2 separate regions of the Mus musculus genome follow, and region 2 is linked to region 1. Evidence: chromatin loops called from intact Hi-C (ENCODE). Cell type or tissue: heart. All regions are shown on one strand. Links, peaks and the distances in the headings refer to the core of each region. The heading gives the core; the rest is flanking DNA. Region 1 overlaps Cped1 (cadherin-like and PC-esterase domain containing 1). Region 2 holds the start of Cped1 (cadherin-like and PC-esterase domain containing 1).

Region 1 (11,235 bases), core at 1,432-9,431:
TGTGGGTCAAAGGTCAATCTTCCTTCTTTATATGCCGGTTTATCTCAGGTATTTTGTTATAGTACCAGAAAGCTAACTAACTTTCTTTGGAACTTTCCCCACAGATACAGTGGTTCCAATTCTTCAAAAATTAAAAGCAACAATACATGGACCAAAACCTTTCAGATTTAATCCATAGGACTGATAAAATGTGTTTATGCTTTGGCAGTATTTACCCTTTGATGTAGGCTTAGTCGACACATGTGCTCCCTGGGTATGCAGGGTTTCCCATCAGCTTCCCTAGAAGGCAGGCAAATGAACAGATCCCAGGAGTTCAAACCACCTAAAAACATTAAACAACATTTAGCTCCTTCCAGTAAAGAGTGTGATGATTTAAACTCTAACACACAAGTAACATTGTTCGTAGCAAAATGCTTATACTCAGAATAACTAAAATTCAACTCTGACTCAAAAGCTTAACATTTCATATTTAGCATTTTAATCTAAGAAAAATTCAGATATTGAATATCTATAAAATTATGTTGAAAAATCAAAATTAGACTATGTATAAATTACCTTAGTCTTTTAAAAAATTGTAAGACTTCTTATAAAAAAAGAATATGCTGGCAGAAAGCAAAATTAATAAAAATTTGAAAGGTTTTATGAAAAATTAATCTGGGAACTCCTTACAGATACTGGAGTGAGGTTCAAAATTCAGGACACAGCATGAACTGAAACAACTAATATTTCAGCTTTGACCAAGGACAGAATCTCTGCCAATAAGTCATCTACTCTGTCACGATAACTTGCCAACTTATAAGAGTGAGTGCTGGCAGGCTCGCAGGTTATTATTTATGAGCATGTAAGAAGCTATCATTATTGATCCCTCTGTGTGTGTGTTTCTGTGAGTGTGGTGTATATGTGTACGGCACACGTGCTTAAGCATGACTGTGTGTGTAACTTTCCTGATCCCTTCAACACAGAACCTCGCACTGAATCTGGAGCTATGCTCACAGCCTGGAAACCTTGGTGGCCCTTGTATCTCTTATGATACAACACTGCTGACACAACACTGCTGTGTAGGCATGAGTGGCCACCTCCCACTCATTTTTTAAGTGTGGGTGCTAACATCACGAGAACTCAGGCACTCTTACTTGCATGGTAAGAGTTCTTACTAGTCAGACATCTCTTCATCCTAGGCAATTATTCTTTTCTTTCATTTTTTTTTTATTAGTCAGAATGCCTTAAATGTAATCGGTGCTTTAAAAATATTTGGTAAATAGATAATCCCTGATGGAACAGTAAATGCATCACCCCTTGGAGACAAACAGACAGAAGAAATGTATTTTGATTGCTAGTGATATAGATAATAACCAAACAAGTGCATTGAGAATAGTCAAGATGGAGTGGGGCTCAACCAACAAACTAGTGTAGCTTGACACATTTCCCCAACATTTGGTTTGAAAAATTAACTTAAAGGATATACTTGGAGGGACCCATGGATCCAGCTGTATATGTAGCAGAGGATGGCCTTATCTGGCATCAATGGGAGGAGAGGCTCTTGTTCCTGTGAAGGGAGTTTGAGGGTGGGGAGGTGGGAGTGGGTGGGTGCGTGGGGACGCACCTTCATAGAAGCAGGGGGAGTGGGATAAGAGGCTTTCAGAGGAGAAGCCAGGAAGGGGGAGAACATTTGAAATGTAAATAGATAAACTAACCAATAAAAATTGTTAAAATATATTTTTTATGTATATTGTTTCCCTTATGAGTGGTGAGGCTAACATTCTTTCAATAACTTTTCATACCACACCCCACCACTCATCTCCTGCACCATCTGGAATGACTTCTAAAAAGCTGAGGAGGCAACCAGCTTGTCCAAAGCCCTCGCTTCTCTTTTTTTTTTTTTTTGAAGATTTATTTATTTATTATATATAAATACACTATAGCTGTCTTCAGACACACCAGAAGAAGGCATCAGATCCCATTACAGATGGTTGTGAGCCACCATGTGGTTGCTGGGATTTGAACTCAGGACCTCTGGAAGAGCAGTCAGTGCTCTTGACCACTGAGCCATCTCTCCAGCCTCTCATTTTTTTTTTTTTTTTTTTGGTAGAAGAATTTCTCATGTAGAAGCGTAACTCTTCCAAAGTAAGGCTGAACAATTGAAAGAGCTAATAAGGGAGAAGAATCTATAATTAGCCGTGAAATCTCATTCTTTGCCAACCAAGTACTTTTTCATCTGACAAACCCCATGCAGTCTGGACTATGTTTTGTGCTGCCTTACTGCCAGAAGGGGAAACTTCCTGGCAAACAAAAGTGATCTAAACAACTGAACTCAAGCTCTCATCTCACAACTGTGTTGTTGGCTTGTTCTTGAAGATCCTGAAAGACAGCACAGCAGTTCAGAGGGGCAGGGGGGAAGTCAGCAGAGAAGCTGGAGTAGGGAATTTTATCCAGGCAACGACCGACCGGCCGCCAACCCTCAGGCTTGGGAGATGGAGGCTGCCATATATACCCTCACTTTGAAGACACTTTCAGACCAGTTCCTGGAGCTAAAACCAGATACAGCGCAATGCCTCTAATCCTCTATTTTGAACATTCAGCAGGCTTTGTCAGCCAACATCTTTTGATTTGAATTCAAAGAGAAATACAATGCATTTTTTATTTCGTACCATGTCTGGTTCAGGAAATAGTGAAACCCTAGGGGGGGGGGAACTTCCTGTCATAAGATCCCCAACTAAATATTTTAAGAAGATAAGGAAATGCAAAGAGATGGAGATTTCAAATTAAGGACTGCATTGTTGGGCTCTTAAACCAGAATGCATTTTGAATTCCTCCAAGGCATGTGCCTTCTGACTTTGCAGGCACACAATTTCTAGGGTTGGTAGAAAGAAACACACATATCAGTGATAAACGTTTAAAATTGAGAGACACATTTAAATAATTTAAAGCAATTCATTAAGAATTTTCGACGAGCAGTACTCTGCTCAAAATACATTTTTAAAAATGGAAAGGAAAAGAGCAGGCAGCAAGTGCCCTCAGCAATCTATTGGAGGGGTCTAAAACATTAAAAGGGATTTAGGATAATATAAAATATTACAGAGTCTCTTGGCATTCGTAAGGTGACCTCTCATCCCTCAAAAATATTCAATTAATATTTTAACTTAAAAATGAATAATTCAAAAAAAGGCTCATAGCCCTTCAATGTTCTCTTAAATGAGGTAAAGTATAATGGGAATTTCAAGAGATGTCTTCATATACTTCTTCTGTAATTATTGCTACCATGGTCCACACAGTGCTGATTGTTTCCGTTCAAAGTTTCTCTTTCCATCACTGAATTCTATGCCAACCTCCCAAACCTCTATACGTTAAATATTTAGTAATATTTTCACTTTGTCTACATTTCTTTCTCTGGCTTCAGAAGTCAATTCCCTCCACTAACTCCCGCTACCATCCCCCACTTTTCGGAGACAAGTTTTAATTGTCTCAGGAGACATAATACGTATTCAAATTTGGCCAAACACACTCCCAAGCCATGTTGAAAAAGAGAAACTTTGACTTCAAAGCAAAGGATATTCCCTAAATACATCGCATCTCCAAATTAGCCTTGGGGCATTCCAGGTACAAATTTCTACCTTAGTAAAATTTCAAACTATTGCAAAATTTTTGGGGGCCTTGGGGTCCACCATTTAGTAGAAGACAATATAAGCCACTAGCAGACACATGCTCAGCACCCACAGCAGAACTCATAAGCAAGAGACATGGGGACAAGTGCAGTCCTCAAACAGCTTACGTGTGGCCAGGATAGTGGGTAGGTATTTGCCATATGTAAGTGTTAGCAAAATCACACTTTATAAAACAGATTTCAGCCATTTATGGAAATTCTAGTATCACTTGGACTATATCTTGCAAGGCATTAAAGATTTCGGGGAGGTCTCCAGGAGTTCTCTACTTGGCCCTAAGTTTGCTTCATCTGTACCTAGAAGCATCAGTTTTAGACCTGCTGTAAAATACTCATATGTCCCCATTCTATTCATCCATCATCTGACAAAGAGATGTTTCTGTTTTAGCTTGTACTGAATTAGATATGCTCATTAGCTAAGTTGGTTTTGTTGGAAGGATACAGGGATATTGATATTTGGTCAGTTAGTGGTAGAGAGATATCTGAAAATCTCTTTGATGTCTACATTTAGCAAGTCTGCCACAGGATGAGGCTTAGTGTAGCACCAGCTACATTTTATTAGCTGGTTAAAGTTGTTAAAGACTGAAGTATGACCTTTCATGGTCTTCCTTCCTCTCAGAGCCTAGACACACTAAGAGAGATTTATGGCTGTCTTTTCTTGGGGTGGGGTGCCAAACTCTCTCACAAGCCACTCCTCTTTAGACTGACCCATCACTACTCACAGCCTCACTTTTGAATCTGCACATATGAGTTCCCGGGGCTGTTGTCTCAGTGTTAACGGGCTTAATGTAGACTTTCCTTAGTGAACAAACATTATAGCCTTTCAAATGTCTTTCTTGATTTGTTTCTTCCATATGTAGAGCTAACAGAGCTGAGAAGTAAAGTGTAGGTTTGAGTTAAAATAAAAAGCAGGCAAGAGAGTGCTTGGTGAACTTGGTGATTCCTTGAGTTGCTAGCCTAAAGAAAAAGTAGATTCTATATGGTATAGAATACTGAATTGGAATTTAGGGTCCAAATCTGCAATGACTATATATAGGATAGTTTCAATGAGAATGGCTCCCACAGGGTCCTACATTTAAATACATAGTTCCCAGTTGGTGTAACTGTTTGGGAAGGAATAAGGGGTGTGGCCTTGTGATGAAGGTGTTTGACTGTGAGCGACTTTGCGGCATCACAAGACTTGTGCCATTCCCAGTGTGCTCTCTCTGTCTCCCCGGTGTGCTTAAGATGTGAGCTCTCAGTTGCTCCTGCCACCATGCTTTTGCTCTTGCATCATAGACTCTAACCTTCTGGAACAGTGAGCCCAGGTAAAATGCTTTCTCTCATAAGTTCTCTTGGGCATGGTGTTCTATCACAGCAACAGAAAAGTACCTGAGATAAGTAGCAATGAATAAGGAGAGAAACATCTAAAAATTCTTCTAAGATTTCTTTTATTATCATTACTATCATTATTATTTGTGTTCGTGTATGTGTAGTGTACACACACACACATACACACACACACACATACACACACACACATGCATGTACGTATGCATGCCTCAAAGGCCAGAAGAAGGAATGGGCATGGGATTCTGGGGAGCAAAAGTTACAGTTCTTTCTACACTGCCCAACATGGGTTCTGGGGACCAAACTCTACTTCTCTACCAGAGTAGCAAGCATCTTAACTGCCGAGCCACCTCTCCAGCCCCAACAGGTAAGAATTTCTGAGTGCTCATAATGCTCCTTAATGTGCTCCAAATATTGATTTCAATTATTATTTTTTTTTACTTTAGAGATGGAATCTACTGGATATGGATGTTCTGAGAAGCACGGAAGCACTAGGTAATTTGCCCAACAGCTTCCATGTAGTTACTGGACTTGAGTGCTAGATTCTTAGGTCTAACAGCCATGATCTTGTCACCATTGGCCTCTTAAATCATGAGGAAGCGACAGAGAAATGTAACTTTTGATGCCACATTCCCCTTCATTTACTTGTGACAGCTGCGGACTAGAAACATACTTTAGAAGTATGTTGCACATACTTTAGGAGTAGAGACAGACAGACAGACAGACAGACAGACAGACAGACAGATAGACAGATGGACAGACATGCATGTAGGCAGGCACACACACACACACACACACCGTATATATAGCTTTGGTCTTTTTTAGTTAGTTCTTAGGAAGTCTCTTCTGCTCTGGGAACTTGGAGGAAAGAATGACTATAGTGGGTATACTCAGAAACCCCTCAACCCTCACCCAGCACTAGACCCAGTATTGGCAATGCTTCTGGCATTGAACTCCGTTCAGTCTTCCCATGTGAAATGAACTAATCTCCAATCACACGGGCACTCAGAAGCTACAAACACTAACCTGGCTTCCACCTAGTTTCAAAGTTAAACTTCCAAAAGGTTCCTTGGATTGCTTTTTAGGTGACTGATATTGTTTCTTTCCCTATCACAAGGAAACCAGAGCCTTATGAGTGACACCAGCCAAGAGAGGTCATAGGGTAAAGTTCTAGAACCAAACCGAACCAAACCAAAACAGGATGTGCACGTCCCACTCTCCGGCCCAAAATTACAAAAACACACACACTCCGCAGCCAGCTCCTCCCAGCCAGCACATGGCTGAACAAAACGATCTGGAGCACGCCACCACAGGGTTTGCTGGGAGGGATGTGTCACATACAATTTGAGAAGTTACGAAGACCCACACTTATTAATTCACACTTAAATAGACACTGTGTATGCTTTAATTCCTTCAACACAATTTTTTTTTTCTTTTGAAATCAAGCATCTACCATAAGGAGGGAGGCTGTCTTCAGAACATTTCCATCTTCCTCGGGCAGGTTGCCATAAAAAGCAAACAATTGTTTCCCGGTTCACAAATAACTTCCCTTGCTGATAAAGTATGCTGGATCAGTAATATAATCCAGAGTACAGAGCACTGTGAGATAGTGCTGTTCACACTAGTACCATTTGCACAGAAATTCTTTATTCTCAAGGAAAGAGAACTCCATACACTGGAAACAATTCCCCCACCCCAACCTGAAAAACCCCAGCCAAACAAACAATATTACATCTATTCCTGCTCTATTGTCATCATAACATTTACTACCTCCTGCTATGTATATAGTTGTTTATTATCTGCTTTTCCCAATTTGTTTTTATTTGTTGGTTGGTTGACCTTAGTTTGGTTTGTACTAATTTGGTTTTTTGAGGCAAGACTATGTGACCTTGGTGGGTTTTGAACTCCGATCTTTAGCCTCAGCCTCCTAAGTTCTGGGTTTACAGGCACACATCATTCCCCCCATACTTTTTGCCTCTGATTTGAATTTGAGCTCAGGAGAGCAGAGACTACAGCTATTTATTCAGTTTTATAATCTCCATGCTTATCAACTGGCTGAAATATAAAGAGAATATGTGACATATTTGTTAAACGTATATAAATGAGTGAGTTAGTGAATGTGAGCAACAGAAAAAAAAATTACAACTCAGTCAAAAGCTAAGGTACTCCCTGGGTTCAATCTCAAGCATGGCAAAAATAAAATAAAATAAAATAAAATAAAATAAAATAAAATAAAATAAAATAAAATAAAAGGCAAGGGAAAGAGAGGCCCAGGGAGAGAGAGGTGGCTGAGTAAGTAGAGGGCTAGCTATGTAAGCACTAAGTTTGGAGCCCCAACGTCTACATTTAAGCCAGGCAAAGTAGCACAACCTATAATCACAAGGGCTAAAGAAGGATAAACCAGCAGACCCCTGGGGCTTATTAGACAGCCAATTTGGTGAGTTCTAGGGTCAGTAAGAGACCCTATCTCACAGCCCAGAGGAAGACACATAGTATTAAACTCTCACCTGCAAATGTTTACATGTATACACCCTACATATACAGTAGAAAAGTAGGAAGGAAAGGCAGGCAGGCAGGGAAGGAAGGGAGGAGACAGGGAAGGAAGAAGGGAGAGATGGAGGGAGGGAGGAAAGGAGGACAGGAGGATATGAATGAAAAAGCCAAGCTTTTGAAATGCTGTTATAAAAAACAGAAAAATTCTTAGAAAAACACTAGTCTTTTGAAAAAGATATAATAAATATTTAGGTACATAGCTACTATGGATTAAATAAGAGGAACAAAACAAAGGAAAAACAGAGTTAAACCAACTTCCAAATGTCTTACATACAGGAAATTCTTCTGTGAACATTTAGAAGAGACTTAACTTTTTTATTAGATAGTTTATCTATTTACGTTTCAAACGTTATCCCCTTTCCTGGTTTCCACTCCAAAAACCCCCTATACCATACCCTCTCCCCCTGCTCACAAACCCACCCACTCCCGCTTCCCTGTCCTGGCATTCCCCTATACTGGGGCATCAAGTCTTTACAGGACCAAGGGTCTCTCCTACCACTGATGTCCAACAATGTCATCCTCTGCTACATATGCAGCTGGAGCCTTGGGTCCCACCATATGTACTCTTTACTTGGTGGTTTAGTCCCTGGGAGCTCTGAGGGTACTGGTTGGTTCATATTGTTGTGCTTCAAACCCCTTCAGCTCCTTCAGTCCTTTCTTTAACGCCTCCACTGGGGACCCTGTGCTCAGTCCAATGGTTGGTTGCAAGCATCCACCTCTGTATTTGTCAGGCTCTGGCAGAGCCTCTCAGGAGACAGCTATATCAGGCCTCTGTCAGTAAGCACTTCTTGGCATCCACAATAGTGTCTGGGTTTGGTAACTGTATATGGGATGGATCCCCAGGTGGGGCAGTCTATGGATGGCCTTTCCTTCAGTCTCTGCTCCACACTTTGTCTCCTCCCATGGGTATTTTGTTCCCCCTAGAAGAGACTTAAAATCTATGGTTTAGAAAGCAGACTTATCCTTGAGTGTCTAGCTACCAGAGCCAAACCTCATTCACTCATTCTCAGTATTAGGTGACAATATTCCCTAAGAAGACATCTAGAATTGTTTGTTTCCCTAAACAAACTTTACCAAGTATAAACTTATAAGACAAAGTACTACAGATATTTATTTAATCTCTGTGCATTCTTTTTGGCCATTTTTTTTTTAGTTTTTTTTTTTCTTTCTTTACTCTGTGCTAGGGACCAAACTGGGTATTCTGCACATGTAGACAAGTGTTCCACCACTGTACCAAACTAGTTCAGTCCAAGATGAGCATCTTTCAGATATTTATAATATCTCTTCATAATATGGAAGGCTAATTTACGGTTCTCTCTGCATTGGTCTTCTTGTGCAACTAAGTTGTAAAATTCTTGCTCAATAAGAAAATCCTTACTTTTTTTGATACTCTCCTGATGATAACATTACAGTTTTAGGCCCATTTAAGACTTGTTGATAAATTAATTAGGATCTATATTTAATCGCATCTCAATATTGATTTTCTTCTCTCCAGTCTCTGAAGAAGAATAAACTAATTTTTGTTCTACACATGCAACCTGATTGATCTACAGATCAGTAACATGTTTCCCATAATTAACTTTACTCAGTGCTGTCCTTCCCGAGAAGGGCTATTCATCTTACAATCCCTAACACAGACTTTGTAGATTCTGGGTTGGTGACTCAGAATTTAGCATTAATTTTAAGGCAAGCATTCAACAGGAGTTTGTTTTCTTTAACAAATTAGACAATATGATCACCAACTGTAATTCAGTTGGGTTCTTCACCCTGGGAGTCTGGCCGTAGGTGTTTGCTCTGATTCCACATTCCTTCCAAGCTGGTGATGGAAGCCCTGTGTCTCAGGACAGACTTTCCAAAGCATTTCCTCCCTGCCTCTCTGAACCTTTCTCAGATATTCACCCTGTGGGAGCCTGTGAGGCAGATCATGGAGACTGCTTCTGTAAACAGCTCTCAGCTCCTGAAACTCTTCTGACCTATTCATAAGTTCAGGAAAGCAATGGTACATATATATCCTCCAAAAGAAAATACTCCTACTCTGTAGAAATTTGCTTCACCAAAGCATGTGAGTTTACTCCCAAGAAATAAACACCTTAGGAAGTGGTTGCTTCAGGAGGCATGATGCGGTTCCCTCCACTACATTTTAATTATTAACCTCCCTTTGAGCTACAATTGGGGGTACATTTGAGTGTGTCTCTCAGACAATGTTCCGCCTGGAAGAAACCTTTTTTTTTTTAACCAAAATTTTAGATATTGAAGATGCTTGCCAGATTAAAATTATTTAGGAGACATTAACACAGCAACAAACTGAATTGTTTATAAGAAATGGGATATACATAATCCTGCCAGAATACTCTGATTAAAAAGGAGCAAGTTTGTGGGGAAATGGTTCATTGGAGGGCTAGTGAAGGACGCACATAGAATGAGCTTCAAGTACTGTAGTCCCAGCGAGTTCTTTACAAGCCTAAAGACAAAGATCCAATGATAAAACACTAAGAGTAAGACTGGAGCCACTGGTGCCCAAGGCAACAAAACAAGTAAAATACGATTTGATTATAAGTCCCCAGTACCCATTAATTAGTGAGGACAGAGGGACTAATCCCCATGTAGAAGAATTCCAGGTAAGTCAGACAGCTATCTCCACATTCTCAAAGAAGCAGAGCATCACTGCATTATTTGTCTTAGTTACTTTTTCATTGCTATGATAAAAACACCAAGCCCAGAGTAACTCATAGAAGGAAGGGTTTATTTGGGGCTTCCGGTCCCGAAGGGAAAGGAGCTGTCACCCTAACATCAAGGCAGCATCTCAACAGGCAGAACACGGCGGCTGATGTAGCAGCTGAGACCTCACATCTTTATTATTATTATTATTAGATATTTTCTTTGTTTACATTTATTTTTTTAAGTTTATTTATTTTATGTATGAGTACACTGTAGCTGTCTTCAGACACATCAGAACAGGGTATCAGATCCCATTACAGATGGTTGTGAGCCACCATGTGGGTGCTGGGAATTGAACTCAGGACCTCTGGAAGAGCAGTCAGTGCTCTTAACTCCTGTTATCCCATTTCCTAGTTTTCCCTCTGAAAATCCTCTATTCCCTTCCCCCTCTTCCTGTTTCCCAACCCACCCACTCCCACTTCCTGGCCCTGGCATTCCCCTATGCTAGGGCATAGAACCTTCACAGGACCAAGGGCCTCTCCTCCCATAATGACTGACTAGGCCATCCTCTGCTACAAATGCAGCTAGAGCCATGAGTCCCACCATATGTTTTCTTTGGTTGGTGGTTTAGTCCCTGAGAGCTCTGGGGGTACTGGTTGGTTCACATTGTTGTTCCCCCTATGGGGCTGCAAACCGCTTCAGCTTCTTGGGCCTTTTATCTAGCTCCTTCATTGGGGGACCCTATGCTCTGTCCAATAGATGGCTGTGAGCATCCACTTCTGTATTTGTCAGGCACTGGCAGAGCCTCTCAGGGGACAGCTTTATCAGGCTCCTGTCAGCAAGCTCTTGTGAGCATCTACAATGGTGTCTGAGTTTGGTGATTGTTTTGGGGGTGGATCCCCAGGTTGGGCAGTCTCTGGATGGTCATTCCTTCAGTCTCTGCTCTGAACTTTGTAACTCCTTCGATGGGTATTTTGTTCCCCCTTTCTAAGAAGGATCAAAGTATCCACACTTTGGTCTTCCTTCTTCTTGAGTTT
Region 2 (11,235 bases), core at 1,154-9,153, 61 kb after region 1:
CTGCCACTCTCAATGTTTACCCCAAAGACATCTCTGTTTCCACACGAAGTCAGTTTTTTTGTTTGTTTGTTTTAACATTCTCATTGGGACACTTAATTAAATTTGGTTTTTCATTTTAGGTTTACTTATGCAGACCAAAATTATATACTCAAATTTATACACACAGAAATCCAGACAAATTTATATACACAGTTAGTTAAACATTGAGGCATGCAGCTGGTTAAGCACTTCCAGTGGTCTTGGCGTGTTTTCAGTTCTGAATATCTGATCAAAATCCATTATTTTCCCACAGAGATCTGTAGACACACCTACACACAAGTATTTGCATGAGATTTCTGATGTTTAGAGATCTTTTAAATAACCACACACACTTTTTCTTTGAAATGTGAATAAGCAAGTCCAGTGGTTTTAAGCATCTTTTAAGAGAGTTTATTGTAAAGGAGAGTAAAGATGAGGGATTCTGCTAAGTTGAGTAGTTTGTTCTCTGAGTAAGAGAAATTACAAATTTCAAAATGCACAGATAAAAACAAATCTATAAGATATCCTATCTAAACGCCACTTGTAGGTCTTGAGAAACAACCACCTAGGCAGTGTCTTGCTGGTTATTTCATTAGTGACTTTTTTTATTTTTTAAATTATCTATATAACATTCATAATATATTGATTTGTCTCTCCATGTTAGATATCTGAAAGAGTATTTAATAATTGCAGATAATTATCACTTGATTCCTTTGGGGAGGTATTGGTCTGTAGGATTTGTTTGTTTCTGATTTTGAATAAAGCCTGCATGACAACATCTTTCTACCTGCTGGCAGTGGGTTGCATACATTAAAACCAGAGGTATAGAGCAAATATTTGGAAACACCATTTTTGTAGTGACTGAACTATCATTTTGATTTAGAATCTTGCTTGTGTTTTTAACATTTAAGACTCTGAATCACTTGGAAGCCAAAACCATCATGTGTTTGGTGTTTGGCATTCTTTTGGTTGAAGAAAATTCTAGAGTGAATTTTTTTCTTTTTTTTTTTTAACACCAGCAGCCAATAAGTTTCAGATGTTTTCCAAGAAGCAGGCTTTCTGAAGCTGAAGTGGAATTTTCTGTGCCGGTCTACAAATAACAGTTAACATATGCGTAAGTCACAAACGAGGCAGGACTCAGGAAATGCCTAGTAAGGAAGTAAAGGAAGCTAAAAGTTAAGTAATAAAGCGTTTCCATCTACATTTCCTAGGAAACATTGAAGCATTTAAAGAAAGATGTACCCCACCTACTTCTCAAGGACATCGCTATTACAAACCGCCAAAAGGTGGCTTTAAAATGAAGGAAAAGCAGCTTTGAAATTCAGTGACATCTGTCATAAATTCAAAGCGTTCAAGAAAAATAACAAAAAGAAAAGTTATAGTCTCATAAATTAACCAAAAGTAGACTCTTCCGTGACTTCATAGCATCTAGAGATTGACTCACACCGTGAGTTGAAGCCTCCTTTAAAGATGGCCCTGCCCTTGTCATCTGTCATCGTCCTCTGTCCATGAGTCAACACAATCTTCATAGTTTTGCTAACAAGTGAACGCTCTTCCGTGGCGGTCTTCAAATGCTCACCATCTTAATCTACAGTGACTTGGTGGGGGTTCTTCAAGTTGTGGCTTCAGAAATGATTAGGCCAATGGTCGAGTTCGTTTTTTCTTTAGAGCATATATTGTGGTAGAAACCAAGCAGCCTGATTTCTCTGGGATGCAACAGGGCATCCTGCTAGCCATGTGGATCACTTGAGCATCCTTCAGTGACAGCCAACTTGAGTTTAAGAGAAACCCTACTCGCTTCCTACCTACTTACCTATCTACCTGAGCTATGAGCCTGAAAAACACCACAGTGTCCCCCGAGGTGTCAGTACTGACAACAGCAACCATGCTGCCACCCAAGATAAAATTCTGCTCCAAGTACTATTAAGCAGGCTCAGAAACTCCCCCCAAGTCTACATAGATAAAAGGCACCTCCTGCAGGTCCCAAAGGTATCTTGCCACCCAGTTCGGTGGGTTTTCCATCACGACTTCCCAAATAATTTGTTTTTCACCTCTTTTAGTTTTCTTCTTTATACTTGACAATGAGGGGCCTGCATTTGTCTGGCAGGCATGAACAGAGTGCAGTAGTAAAATGGACATTTTATGTTCCCTGGATTTGTGTTGTACCCTATACTTCACAAGTAAAAATAGTGCAACTATACCCTCGGTATTAATACAGAATGATCTGTTTCCAACTCTTTGCTTTCTTTCTTTGTTTTCCTTCCTTCCTTCCTTTCTTCCTTCCTTTCATTCTTTCTTTTCTTTTCTTTTCTTCCTTCCTTCCTTCCTTTCTTTCTTTCTTTTTTCTTTCTTTTCTTTTCTTTTGCCTTCCTTCCTTCCTTCCTTCCTTCCTTCCTTTATTTTGTATGAAACTGTGTAATATAGCTCAGGCTGGACTTGGGCTTACAATGTAGTTAGCCAGGCTGGCCTTGAACCCCTGGCCCCCTTCTCTGCCTTTCTAGTGCAGGATTATAGGTAGTCCACCACACCAAGCATAAATGCACACTTTAAAAAGAAAAAGCCTCACTACTTGACACAGGCAGGCCCAGAACTCTTCATGTGAAGCAGGCTGGACTGAAGCGTGACATAATTTTACTGCCTCCGCCTCCTGAGTGCTTAGAGTCTAGGTATGGACCCAATACTGGACCAGTGTTCTCCTAATTCTATGAACAATTAAACCCCATGTCAAGTATTTTTAAGAAGCATATGATACTATATTCTTTTAAATTCTTCCGAAATAATTAGTTTGGAAACATAGTCACCAACTCAGAATCAACTTAGCAGGTCTTGACATGGAACTCTGGAGGAATCCTTGAATTTGGGAGTCTTATCATTCATTCTCTTGGATTTAAGAAAGAGATACGGACTTTTTTCTTTCTTTCTTTCTTTCTTTCTTTCTTTCTTTCTTTCTTTCAGATTTTAAAACTGACTTTTGTTTCTGATGTGTAAATCCTCAGCTCTCGTAGACTTCTAACATCTTAAAAGCGATTTTCCCTCACTGCAATGAAGGTAGCCTCTAAAGGATAAAGGGCAGAACTCTTTAAGTAGGTTTAGGAAGTTTGGCAGCTTATGTAATACCTCTCCCAGTCACCGGGTCACTCCGCACTGTTTTCACTCTGGCTCCCATTCGGACCACATGGAAGTTAATTTTAGTTTTGCAGAAAGGAGAGAGAGGCCGACCACAGACGCCCAGGATAAACTCAACTCAGACTTACCTTCCTGGTTTCCTGGGTACTCGCAGAGAGAAGGAAGCATTGTTTGTCCTGCCGGTATCCTTCTTCACATCTGCTAGCCTGAGTTTGAGAGGGTGTGTGTGGGACAGTGCCAGAGACGTCCGCTGCAATCTTCTTAGTCCCTCGGAGTGTCAGGGTCTGGTAAAAGAGACAGATCGCCACCACCAAACCCACCAGGAAAGGTCGGGGGCAAAATCGCCGGCGACAAAGGAACCCGGGTCGACAGACCATGACCAGTCCAGGATCACTTGGCCCCTGGCCACGTTGTCAGTGTGAAAAAAACACACATCTGTCTTCTTTTTACACAATTCCAATCAAGTTCGCCCCATCTCCGCTTGAAAACTTTCCGAAGGTTCATGCCAAAGATTCATAGGACCCAGCGGTCAGAGGTGGTTAATAGCCCTTAAATGAAGGACAGTAAGAAGTGACTGGCCAGATTTTTTTTTAAGATGTCAAAATAAAGATAGTTATAAGAAATCATCCGAATGCATCCCCAGCTACCAAGAGTTCCTTCCGGTAATGCCTTACTTCCACAACATTCTTAAAGTCAGGAGTTCAGCTTGTCTCCTCTTTTGGGGCAAAAAGAAAGCACCGTAAAGCGGGTCTGGAGGCAGAAACCAGCCGAAGACGCAGTCGATTTAACGCGAAGTGCCTGTTGCACAGCTGGGCGCCGGCCAGGTTGTCCTAGCAGTTTCTCATTTTCCCTCCGGTTTTAAAGCCATCCCGCTCCCAGCCTTTTATGTTGTAGAACTGCTGCTTCCTTTCGTTCAGTTTTAAATTGCCACTTTGCTGCTAGCATTCACGGCTTTTAACATAAAAAAGGGGGATAGCAGTTTGGCTGTATGTGGTTACTGTCAGGGCTTTGCTTGCGTTTGGTCTCATTCCGTTTCAAGTTCAAAGTTCTGTGTACTTACTCAGTTTTCATCCTTTTAGCCAGATTTTTTTTTTTTCATGATCCCCTAATGGATTGCTGATCAAAATCACTTGGAAGGAAACACCCAGGCGTAGGACTCCGCTTCATCTCACTCTCACGCACGGACAGACACGCGCAGACTCGCGGAGACACGCGCGTGCCAGCTGCACACAGGGCCGAGAGCCGGAGGACCTGGGCCATCGCTGCCACCCAGGCCGAGCGGGGCGGAGCTAAACTAAGGCTTTTTCTGGCCTTGGGGGCTGTCCGAGCCGCGTTATAAGTTTCTGCCCCAGCAAAGGGTAGGCTACTAATGTGCATGGGAACAGCAGTTGGCACCCATATCCCAACTTGGAACGTGGCTACCTATCCAGACCCGCAGAATTAGAAATATACTTGATCTCTGATCCTCTGTGTCACTGCGTTTTCCTAATACAGAATAACAAATGGCTTCTAGTCAATAGATGCTAAAGGTCGAGGAAGAGATGAAGGCCGACTCTGAGCTAACCGGGAGGCTTATCACTCCAGGGAATTGTGGTCTCGCCTAAGAGGACAAGAGAGTCATCCGGACAGTCTGGACCACTGAAGAGGAAACATTCCGTGTAACTAAAAGTCCCCTCTCCATTCCAACAGAGTCCTTCCGCCGTTATTACCGCTCTGTGGTTCTCCGAGGCAAATAGTCTGATGCCTAGCTCTTCAAATGAACTGACTGTAGTAGGTATTGAAGTTCTAACTTTTGCCCAGGAGAAAGGAGTACCCAGCAGGCTTTTTAATTCCATACCAACCCTCTCACGGGCATCACTTTTGGCTCAGCAGGATGAGGGACCACCGAAGAGAACCTCCAGGTTCTTGCTTTGGCAGCTCTAGGAACGACTAGTTTAAGCTCACGGGGACATTCTTCAAATACCTAGATGGTTTCTATACTTTAGGTCTAACCAAACTTCTTATAGGCAGATGTTCTCCCTTGAGGCCACACCCCTAGAGTAAACCCATTCCAGACTCAGAGATTACACTCTAATATTTTGTGAGAAAGAGCGCCCCCTAGAGGTTCACAGCTACAAAAGATTCAGAAAATGGACATCTCTTGCTAGTAAGAAACTTGAGTCAGCTTGGGATAGATGAGCAGAGAGAGAGGAGGGGGAGGGAGAGGGAGAGACACAGACACAGAGAGAGACAGAGACAGACACAGAGAGAGACAGACACAGAGAGAGACAGAGACAGAGACACAGACAGAGAGACAGAGAAGGAAAAGGAGGAAGAAGAGAAGAGGGACAAAAAAGAAAAGAAAAAAAAACAAAAGAAAAAATAAAAAAGAAAAGAACAGAATAAAAAAACAAAAAAAGAAGAAGAGAAGAGAAAAGGAAAGTTTGCACCTTAAAAACAAATTAATTAGGTCAATATAGAATAAACAATAACTTACCTCAGTCTATTTACATATAGTCTATAAAATGTTTTACTACTATTTAATATATAAATTCAGTCTTCAATACCATGACAAATAAGGGAATGGGAGAAAATTAACCTGGTTTTCACATATAGACATTGAAAGAGCATCACTGCTGCATGCCACAGGTTTTGTGTGGATGTAATATATTTTGAAGGCCAATAGGAATTACTAGACCTCTAAACTGGAATGGTTTCTATGTTAATAAGACCCAGAGTATGGTAAAGCTGTTTACTGGGTGTTATGAGCAGTATAGGTAGTTGTTAATTATTAACCCTAGAATTATGAAAAAAAAATCAAGTTTTGAGGAAGGAAGAATCCTTTTTTTGGAGGGAGGAATTATTAAGTCACTGAGTCAGATTACAGAAGAGTAAATTGGATGCTAACTAGAATTGCCTTTAGGTTGGGAGAAGGGAAACGCAACAGAAGAGAAAAAGTTTACACAACATTGTAGCTTTCTTTTGGCTAAGAGGAAACTAGAAAGGATTCTGATAAGTTGAAGAACTCAATTCCCTATCTTGACTACAGAGTCCAAGGGAGCAGAAGACAGTAGTAATAATATTAGAAATAGTTATAGTATTAGAAAAAGAAGGGGTTAATTAGAAGAAGAACGTGGCAAAGGAAGCACAGCTCCCGGTGGACTGAGACTCCTGGGACCACATCAGATGTTAGAGTCAATCCACTACGGACATAGATCATCACACTCACCACCTCTTACAAGCTGTCCTGAAATAAATGCTTTGGAATATGAAATCTAAGTCCATCATTTGTGAGATCAGAGTCCCCCCTCCGAGTACTGATGGCCCAGGTGAGATGGTCCATGGAAGGCACCTAAGCATCCTGAACAGCTGGCAGGTGGATGAGAGCGGATGCACATCTGTTAGGTGCTAGATCCTCAGGCTCAGTCCGAGCAGAGCTTAGAATGTGGTGAGGTGTCGGACTCGTGAGCAGATCATGGAAATGGTGAGCCACGGGGAACACAAAAGAAGCAGATACAAACTCTGTCCCTAATTGTTCTCTTTCCATTATTCTTTGTGATGAAGGGGAACAGACGGTTTGAGAGGATGGCTTTAGTCATGCCTGACGATCAAATATTGTGTTCTCAAAGTCACAGTTTTGATGGCTAGATAAAGATAGAGATATTGGACATATTAACGCAGCACCCTGCAATGTTTCTATACATGCATGTAGCATGTTATTTACAAGTCAGCCTAAACATATATAATGACTCAATGCTTATCATTTCTTTGGGGTAAAAACATTAAGAATTTTGCCTTTAGGTTCCTCACAAATGGGATCATATGGGCTTTACTTTTTATACTCGTCCTTTCCCACCTAGCATAATGATCTCCAATTCTACCCACATTGTTGGAAATAACAGGATCTCATTCTCTTCTTTTATTGGAATAAAATGATGTAAGCATAGCTCATTGTCTTCACTCACCAGCTGAAGAACACAGTAGTCATTTCTATCCTTGGCTGTTTTAACTAATGCTGTGAACAAGAGTGCGGATGTCCTTTAAACACATTGTCTTGTATCCTTGATTCTGTGCCCAGCAATGGCACTGAGTGACTGATAGTAGTTCTATTTTCAAAGTTTTGACACATCTGCAGCCCTTTTCCCCACTAGCTGTAGTAACTTACATGGTCACCAACACTCCACATTCTTACCGTTCTTGCCATTTTGGCCTTGTACCATGACCATCCTAAATGGGGTGAGGTGGCATCTTGCTATGGTTTTGATTTGTGTCTTCCTGGCATTAGAGAAGCTGATCACTCTTCTAGATGCTAACAAGTGATTTGACCTCTTCTTTTGACAAATGTCTAAATGCAACCATTTTTTTCCCAATGGAATTGTTTTGTTTTTTGCCATTGAGTTCTTTGTCTTCTTTCTATATGAGTTATATTTGAGTGGGAGGCTAGGCAGAGTTAGATTGGAGTCTATACAGGAAACAATAAAGACAGAGACCATATTGGCTCAGTGGTGGGAGTGGGAGGGCATATCTGTAGTACAATTGTGAACCTGGGGTTTTGGCATTGTTTCAAACCAGATGCTTTTGTGATCTAGTTCATAAAGTAACCTTTACACACACACACACACACACACACACACACACACACACACACTTCTTTAAAAGTAGGCATTTAGCAGCATTGTGAGGAGAGAGTGGCAAACATGTACTCTAATATCAATGTTGTACAACATAGAACAATCTTCCACAAAACAAAAACCTTCAGTGTTCTTTCCAACATATAAAATATGATCTTTTTATGACACATATAGCTACTTTTGGTTTTGGTATGCACTTGAGGTACTTGAGTTTGACTCAAATATTCAATGAAGGCTTATTGTTTGGGAATCAAACTCAGAGCCTTGGACATAGTAGGTAAGCATTCTACCACACACCTACCCACAATCCTTGGGTTTTGTTTGTTTTTTGTTTTCTGTTTGGTTGGTTTTGGGGACAAGGCCTCACTATGTGGCCCATGGAGACCAAGAGCTCGCTATGGACCTCTTATTTCAGTTTTCCAATTGCCCAGCTTATGAAAACTGCATTTTAAGGTATTGATTTTTAAAACCATGTGCAGATAAAAATATGTGTAAAAAGATTTCAGTGCTGGACCAGGGATTCTCTGAATTTCAACTTCATCATAAACCAGGGGCACCACGATCAATAGATGGCCTCAAAGGTCACCTGGTGATCCAAAAGTTTTGTTTCTGTAACACCTTTCAATAGGAACAACCTCTCTGATGCAGTCTTCCGAGCCCTGCTGGCTTATGTCAGGGAATAGCTTTTCTCTACAAGAAGGTCCTTGATTGTGATAGTGTAAAATCTGGTTGCAACTACTCACGGTGGTGTCCCACGTCAAATCTTGGGAATGCTGTTAGCAGTAAGTGGTCCGATAAAAATCAGACTGCCTTCTCAGCTCTTATCATTTCTTATGCTGTGCTCTGTCTTGAATTTTCCCAATAAACTCTAAATACGAGTTGGTAGTTTTAAATCATGAGTCATGTATTAATTAAATCTGTTCAAAGGTATCCTAGACACTATGGAAAACAGAAGACATGTGACAGATACTATAAATGACTAGGGTATGACACACCGATAAAACTGGTCCAAGCAGGATGACTTATCAGCTTCAAAATCTTAGTGGTCTAATGTAGTAAAGCTCACATGTCAACTTTCTATTACTTCTCAGTTTCCTTAAGACTTTTGATGACCTCACAGACTCTTAGATATCCACTGAGGGTCTCTACAACTTATTAGCACAAGAGGAACAAGAAAGAACTGGTTATCTCTTAGGAGGAGAGCTTCAGATTAGCATGTCATTGTATTGGCCTGGGCCTGGTGACATGGAAAATGTACCTTATCAATAAGCCAAGGAGGAAAAGGAAATGAGCTGACACACACAGCTGAAGTGAAGATAAGCCATGTGTCCTTGAGAAACAAAATAGGGAATACATATCTTTCAGGAAGTGTTAAGAAAGCTTCGAAATCCCAGGCATTTCTCAACTGGCCCTGAAGAGTCTTAATACTTTCAGCTGCCACTTGGGCAAAATATGAACTTTGTATCCTAATGGGGAACCTTTAAAATAAAGTTGGGAAAGTATTAGCTACAGGTGAAAGATGGCTTTAGTAATTTCCAAATTGAAATTAATTTGGTCTTCATGAACAAACCTTAGGCATCCAAGAAGTTTCTTAATGGACAGATCATAGAAGCCATCAGGATGAGATAAATGTGACAGTGAAGCTATTTTTTTTTAACCAATTTTAATTGTAAACATGTAGAACCAAATCTCCTTGAAATCACCTGCAAAGGTCATGTGATTCTTCTCTGCAGTGCAAAATATATACAAAGTTGAATAGAAAATGTGTGGGCTACCTTCTTCCCTCATCCTTTGCCCCGTAGGAGGCAGCTGCTACACTACTCTAGCATAGACAGAGGCACCTTATTAGGCCTTCTAAACAAAGCTCTGCATGCAGATATTATGATTCTGTTTCAGGGTTAGATCATGTATCCTCTCATGTCAACCGAATGGCTTTCATCCATTGCTCACAAAGTCAGAGAACTGTGTCCATTTAGGCTCATACATGGTTCTGGAAGTGCTGTGGGCATTAGTCAATGAAATCACAAAGTAAGACACTAAAACAAGGCCCTGTTTGTTTGTTTGCTTCAATGTTTAATACAGTCAATATTTGAACATGCTCAGTTTTCTTCCAACTCACCTTGTCTCTCTCCACATAGCCATATGCAGCCACTTTTTGTTCACGCTAAGAATTTCAGTTTAAGAGAACTTTTTAGTATGACCAAGGTCTGAGGACCATGTGAACTGCCTGCCCAGTGTCTGCCCAATTTATACATGGAAATATATGCAGTTCAACTTCTTCATGGTCATGCTGGTCCCTTTTTTTTTTTGACTGTTTGTTTAAATAGGTATATCTTGCAATCTGTACATTTCAAGATGAGAAATCTGTCCTGATAGATTGAGGCCTCTGAAGCAAAATGGTTCTGATTTTAGACCTCCCCTTAGAGTGGCACTTTGCCAGCCACACTTTGCCTTGGCAATTCTTTATTAAGTGACCATTTGGTGCCACTACTTTTAAAAAACCAGTCAACTGCTTAGCTCACAATTTTCAGTTCGTCACTCACTTCCCACAATTGTCTCTTCACCGGTATTTTGAGCTAACTTCCATTGGCACCAAATTTATTTGAATCGCTGTGTGCTGTATTTTATTTCACACTGTGCTAATGGCCCTGTACCTTGTGTAAGCTATCACACTGCTTCACATTGAAAGCTATTTTGCCTGTCTCTGTGCTTTTGCTGTATCTAAGTGTCTACTTGCAAGCGATTGCTTGAAACATTTTCATTGTGGAAACCTACACATCACTCATTCAGATACTCTGTATCAGTCTTACCATTGTTCTCCTAACCATTTCCCATCTTGGTGATATTTGGTTCAGGGAGGGGAGCTTTTAGCAGTTTCTAGAAACACTTTGGTGTCCCAGCTGGCACTGGAATACTTTTGGCACAGATGCTGCTGAGTTTTAGAGCAGAAGCCCACAGTTGCTATGAACTCTATCCTCTAATGAAGATACAATCATTGGCAGAAAAAATGCCAAAAGTGCTGAGGCTGGGGACTTTCAAATTTAAATGAATGAATAGCTGTACAGTTCCTACTTGTGGCTGCCTGAGATTTATTTGTTCTGTACATTGGGATAGTGAGTACATCAGCTTTTTTTTTTTTTTTTTTTTGAGATTTTAACAACTTCATAATTATACAGATCTTTTCCTGCCCAAATGTTAATTATGGACAGAGAGCCTCCCTTAAGCCTTTTAAATGTCATTCTCATTTGAATCCTTTAAATTATACATAGGCTGGGAATGGTGGGATATGTCTTCTGTCTAGGGTATAAACACTCAGGAAGCTGACTCAGGAGGATCAGGGCAAGTTCTCGGTCAGCCTGGGCTACACAGTGAGTACCAGCCTGAACTACAGAAGGGGGCACGGTCTCAAAACACCAGACAAAACCAGTAAGATGTAGTTATTATATACACATTTATCTATGGATGGGGCTGGATAGACAGA

Evidence for each region. A loop is a pair of places that touch in the nucleus more often than their neighbours do. Peaks named below come from ENCODE experiments on the same cell type or tissue, not always from the same donor. Only the 100,000 strongest peaks of a DNase experiment are listed, where the experiment ranks them.
Region 2: a loop joins it to region 1, with 5 times the contacts of the local background. A loop is called at or near these places in 5 of 42 quality-filtered maps.

The regions. Positions count from the first base shown.
Region 1 is chr6:22,040,380-22,051,614 of GRCm38, reverse strand. Cped1 (cadherin-like and PC-esterase domain containing 1) reads right to left here. Exons shown (of 22, transcript NM_001081351.1): 3 at 216-322. Among named protein-coding and RNA genes, the nearest start is that of Cped1, 60 kb to the right of the region's middle. In heart, for the core only: no CTCF peak of the experiment used is centred there; DNase peaks (open chromatin) are centred at 2,324, 6,214 and 6,484.
Region 2 is chr6:21,979,097-21,990,331 of GRCm38, reverse strand. Cped1 (cadherin-like and PC-esterase domain containing 1) reads right to left here and starts at 4,422. Exons shown (of 22, transcript NM_001081351.1): 1 at 3,273-4,422. The coding sequence starts at 3,521. In heart, for the core only: a CTCF peak has its summit at 5,236 (motif pointing left); DNase peaks (open chromatin) are centred at 3,381, 3,991, 4,411 and 5,061; H3K4me3 peaks cover 2,870 bases; H3K27ac peaks cover 2,026 bases.